2 separate regions of the Homo sapiens genome follow, and region 2 is linked to region 1. A link is a loop called in an ENCODE intact Hi-C map of the cell type or tissue named here. Cell type or tissue: Calu3. All regions are shown on one strand. Each heading gives the region's core, and the rest is flanking DNA. Links, peaks and the distances in the headings are about the cores only.

What was found. Hi-C counts contacts between places; a loop is a spot of excess contacts. Peaks named below come from ENCODE experiments on the same cell type or tissue, not always from the same donor. Only the 100,000 strongest peaks of a DNase experiment are listed, where the experiment ranks them.
Region 2: a loop joins it to region 1, with 17 times the contacts of the local background. A loop is called at or near these places in 43 of 110 quality-filtered maps.

What each region holds. Positions count from the first base shown.
Region 1 is chr10:17,606,180-17,609,106 of GRCh38, forward strand. The region is part of intron 1 of HACD1 (3-hydroxyacyl-CoA dehydratase 1); the gene reads right to left. Among named protein-coding and RNA genes, the nearest start is that of HACD1, 9.7 kb to the right of the region's middle. In Calu3, for the core only: a CTCF peak has its summit at 1,504; no DNase peak of the experiment used is centred there.
Region 2 is chr10:18,103,135-18,106,061 of GRCh38, forward strand. No RefSeq gene overlaps it. Among named protein-coding and RNA genes, the nearest start is that of CACNB2, 36 kb to the right of the region's middle. In Calu3, for the core only: CTCF peaks have their summits at 1,300 (motif pointing left) and 1,499; a DNase peak (open chromatin) is centred at 1,337.

The DNA of each region.
Region 1 (2,927 bases), core at 163-2,662:
AGAGAGAGAGAAAGAAAAAAGAAAGAAAAAAATACTATATGCCCTCGCTTTTAAACTTACGTTTGCATATAAATATAGCTTATGTTCTGTGAATAATAATCGTGCTTTAAATATAAGCTAGAGTTGTGGAGACCAGCTTTCTCATACTACTTCTTACTCTTCCTAAAGTCACCAATAAGAAGTTTATTTTTTTCCAGTTTCCCCTGCAATTCCAAAAGCACGTTTAAGTTTAAGCAACTTACCTCATCTGTAACTTTTTAAAAGCTCTAATAACTCACCCAGGGAAATGAGGAGCTACCCTAGTCTTTTAGATAGTCTCCAAAGAGTCTAGTAAGTAGATTTATGAAATATAAAATTATCATGCAGTTTTAACTTTTTTAATCAAAGAACACTCATACAGTGGACAAATGGCTTGAAAAGATTCCTGCAAAGAATCTACTAACTGAATCTGATGAAAATGCATTCTCAAGAGAATAATAAGATGGCAGAATGACACTTCTATTCTTAGAACATAATAAGGTAAAAGCAATGACTTGTTTATCAGATTGGCAAGAAGTCAAGTAAATATCTGAAAGGACCACAAGGACCTTTGAAATGCAGACATATTCATGATAATAACAATGACAATAATAAGTGTATTGTCAGAGTGCTTTCTATGTCTTAGACACTGTTTTCAATTCATAACATATTAACCTCAAATCCTCACAATAACCCTATGAGGCGAGGGTCTTCTATTATCCTATTTCACTACTGAGGAAATAGGCAGAGAGGGTCACACAGCCACCACTAAGCTCGGAGTATATGCTCTTAAGCCACTATGCTGTGTCGGTCTGGCTCTAAGTATATACTGTGCCCTGAGATACCAGTTAATGATAGCAATTCATATTTACATTATAAATATATTTTTAAAGTTATATGGAGAGTCTATGCTCAAATATTTTAATTGATAGTAGCATGCTATCCAAAAAGTTTGAAGGCCACTCTTTTAGATGAGATAATCATCTTCCAGAACATTCAGTTACTTACCCTGAGTCTTAGAGTAAGTTCATGACTGAGTCTGTAATAGAACCTCTGCAGTCTCTAGACTCCCTAGTCCTGACCCCTTTCCACTCTACCCCAGCTTCACTGTGGCTACAACTGATGGATCCATCTCATGTGAGCGCCAACACTGAACTGGACTGATCCTACAGCACTCATCGGAATCATGCTTTAGGTACCTTCCACAACTAAAGTATTATGATTTCATTATCTTCAATTCAAAGTCCCCATATTTCTTCTACTAAGAAAACAAAAAGTTTATTAAGATATTTTCATTCACATTTTCCATACACTTGTCTTTTTTAGGTGAACCCAAATCAGATGTCCACAAAAGATAAGTTTGAGAGGCAGTTATTAACCTACCAATCAAAGGAGTCATTTGGATGGCAAGTTTTCTACATTTTTAAACAGCATTGTATAAAAATCCATGCATCGTTAACATTATAACAAGTTCTACTGTTGCTCCATAGGTGGCAGTATTGTACCACCTAGCATAGTATCATGATCGTGCCACTCACTAAACTGTGGGAAATAAAAGAAATTGACAGGCTCAGGGATTTGAAAGGACCCATCGAAACATCTATTCTAACCTCTTGTCTGTTTTTCCTAAGTAAGGCCAGGAGCCAATTGAATCAGGGTTCACTTCCTAAGCCCTCCATCAGAAAGGGTGACAGTCAAAGAAAGTCTCTTTAAGGGTCCTATATTGAACTAGTTTTGAACTTCCTTCATCTATCGGTTTAGTAACTATAATAAAACAAACAGAAAATATTTCAAAAGCAACTGGAATTTCTGCAATTAGGATTTTTTTTTTTAGACAGATTCTCGCTCTGTCCCGCAGGCTGGAGTGAGTGGTGTGCCCATGGCTCATGGCAGCCTTGGGTTCCCAGGCTTCAGCAATCTTCCCACCTCAGCCTCTCGAGTAGCTGGGACCACAGGGGTGTACCACCATACCTGGCTCATTATTGTTCTTGCTGTTGTGGGGTTTTTTTTAGTAGAGATGGGGTCTCCCTATGTTGCCCAGGCTAATCTTGAACTCCTGGGCTCAAGCCATCTGCCTGCCTCAGTCTCCCAAAGTAATGGGATTACCGGTGTGAGCCACTGCGCCTGGCCAGACTCTCTCTTTTGTGATGCTAGCAGTTACTGATGATCATTGGCTAGATCCATTATTTCAACAATCATTGAAAAACAATATTCTAGCTTGCTATTTCCTTTGTATACCTCCTTTAGCCATTTGGAGGCTTGGACCGAAGATAGTCTTCAACTTTCATATACTCCACACTTTGTCTCCTTTTTTTTTGAAATGGAGTCTTGCTCTGTCACCCAGTCTGGTGTGATTTCAGCTCACTGCAACCTCAACCTCCCAGGTTCCAGTGATTCTCGTGCCTTAGCCTCCCAAGTGGCTGGGATTACAGGTACCTGCCACCATACCCAGCTAATTTTTGTATTTTTAGTAGAGATGGGGTTTCAACATGTTGGCCAGGCTGGTCTCGAACTCCTGACCTCAAGCGATCTGCCTGCCTCAGCCTCCCAAAGTACTGGGGTTACAGACGTGAGCCGCCACGTCTGGCCCATACTTTCATATATTGTTCATTGACACCTCTAAACTGCCTTTTCTAGATAAAAGTTATACTTTTGTTTAGCAGCCAATATGTGAGTGCTTCAACTGATTGTACACCAGCACTCATGCCAATAACGAGTCAAGCTGAAAGATTCATAAAAGAAAAAACAAACGCTTGAGAAACTGAATTTCACTAAGATTAAGACACCTGCTCTTTGAAAGGCACTGTTAAGAGAATAAAAAATCAAGCCCAAACTGGAAGAAAATATTTGCAAATCACATATCTGGTAAAGCACTTGTGTCCAGATTGTATAAAGAACTTTCAAAACCC
Region 2 (2,927 bases), core at 202-2,701, 500 kb after region 1:
ACATGACATTCTCAAGAATTATAGTAGGTTTATTACAGTGGTTATGGGAAGTAAACTCCATCTTATTTTTTCAACTCATTACTTTTCTCAATTTCAATCTGAAACTTAAATGCTGAATTCCACTTGGGTAGGTAGTGAATGACATTAATTCCTTCAGTCCTGACCCAGGTTTCCTGTCAATATTGGAGTGAAGCACCTTTAGACTCCATATATTTGAATGCTTAGTCCCCAAGTGTGCAGAATTTCCCCAAGGCAGAATGAGTTATAAGCTGCTTTTATGTACTTCCCAATGCTGGGCCCTTAGTGATGAATCAATGAATGTTGCTGAAATGAAATTTTTTTTCATATCATGGACAAGAAAACCTTGAAGAGGAGGGTGACAATAGATTCCATCAAGTCAACTATTTTCTATATGCTCATTACGGATGCTAAGAAACTAGATGGAGCTCTCTAAGGACAGGAACAAATGAGGCTAGCAGACTGCATAACATATTGTAGATAATATTATATTGAGGGGACTCAGGAGTGCCATAAAAGGTACATTGTCACCAGTCTATCAGATTTTAATATTTCCATAATTATTAAAATGAGATGGTAAAAAGAAAAAGCATAACCACTAGAAGTTACCATAAATTAATAATATTCTCAGGCAAACAGTTGCTCTCATAATGAATTTTGGTATTTGGTTTCAAAAAGGAACCAAACAGTTGAAATACTTCCACACATTCTAGAAAATGAAATTGGCATACAGGGTTTTGACGATGACTGTAAACAATGGTTTGCATTTTCTTCTCCATTGCCCAAAATGACGTTAATCCTCTCTGGCGCTCATGACAGGGAAAATAAATGACTTTTTTCTTTCCCTTTGTCAGAAACACACTAAATCATTCAGGATTGTTTCGAAGTAATTTCATCTGTTTTTGGTCCTGTTTTTATGAGCACGGAATGTCTCCTCGGGACCTGGAGAACACTTTCTGTTAAAAAGCCATATTACAATATGTTAATTTGTGATGGACGTTAGTATGCGCATCCCATGGTCTTGAGGGACTCAAATCGCTTCGGGAAAATGATGCCCTCTTCTTGACTTGGGCATTCAGCCAGAAACTGGGGGTTCTCTCTTTCCTGAACATTCTATTGGACATATGACAGCACACTGACACCACGTGTCAAAACTATTTTTTAAGAAAAATGAGTGAGCACTGTATATTCTGTACCAGGCAAATGACAATAACCTTGAGTCCCACCACCATCGATAACCTCTTGCCACCCAGTGTCATTTTTAATAAGTTCTCCATGAAACTAGTTCCATCGTCTGTCACACTGCCCTCTGCTGGCCTGGACTGTATTTACTGACACAGAACATTAAAAACTTAAAATGTTAGGAAGGGAATCCTCAGAATCCTCTGGATCTGACCATTGATTACAGCTCTTCCAATACAACCCACAAGTCTATCCATTTTAAAATGCCATTTATTCAACACTTATGGGGCCCTGACTCGTGGCCGGGCAATGTAGGCACTGCGAATATAGCAATGAACAAATCGCATACCGTGTGCTAAATAAGTGTCCAGCCTAGCAGGCAGGATGGTCTCGTAAACAAGTAGTTATAGTAAGAGGTGAAAATGCCCATATCTGGGTAATGCAGTGTTTATTTTCTTCCTAATCGTGACTGTAGATCTTACTCATTCTGTTGGTGTAAGAAAAAGGCCATATCCTGGTCTTGATGCACTTACCATAAATTTGGCATCATAAGGTTTATGTCAATTCACGTTTCCTTTAGGTCTAGTTCTATTTCATTATGTGGAAGCTCCATGCTAACTGAGGCCTGTCTAACAAATTGGATATGGATAAAATATGGTGAGTGCTTGGGCGCCATTTTTCAGCCCACAGTCATAGAGATATTTTACATAATTAAGGTGCGTCTAGAACAGCAGCCCAATGTTCCAATACATTTGTTAGTCTGCTACTTTGGACCAATATTTCTGGCTTGAGAAAATCACATTGGCAATATAATTTGGTTGGGTTAAAGCTCAGAGAATAGCAAATGAATCATCTGTGATTATATTAAAAGTATGGCCAAAATTTTATTCCAACTATTTTTGAAGTATGTAGGAATACAGGTTGTGTGAGGTCAGAGTAAAGGTTGAGCCTGGGAAGGTAATGGTGATGAGAAGAGTCTTCATCTTAACTATACTTTGAAGGTATGAAGCTGCAAGATCAGAATCCCAGGGGCTATTGTTTTTTCCTGGTTATTTTACTTTTCAAAAGTTAGAGTATTTGCTATTCAGTGGAATCTTGTTCCAAAGATATTGGTTAACTGAGTCAAACTCTATGGTTTTCCACCCAATTTTTCCTGTTCTATGATAGAATTCAATTCTCTTAAAGTCCAATTTAAAAACTATTTATAAATGAAAGATTAAAGAAATGTAAGTAGGTATTTTGTTCTCTAATTATAAATTTGCATTAATCATTACTTAGTTTAACCGATTTTTCTCTTGTGCTTGAGAAGAATATACCTGCCTAATTCACCCTGATTTTGTTGGTTTTGTTTTGTTTTGTTTTAACATAGCCATGGCTCCAAGATCCCTATTGCTATTTTTTCTTAAAAATACCACATTCGTGTTTTTTTCTTAAGGCTGTGGAATTTTCTTAAGTGAAAAACTCAGTAACTTCCAGCTTAATGAAAGAAGATATCAATGTGCCTTCTTAACACTCTTAACTCGTTCTCTGAGTTCTAAAATGTTCTGTTGTATCCCTTAAGACATCCATTTATCATCTCCCTTACTATAGAAAATAAATGTTCAGTTTGTGTGCTGCAGAATTATCCCAGATCTCTAATAGCAGATGAAGTTAAATTGCTCTTAATTTATTTAAACTGGAAAATGTCCATCTAAAAACAGACTTCAATCATGGGACCAATGAGGAAC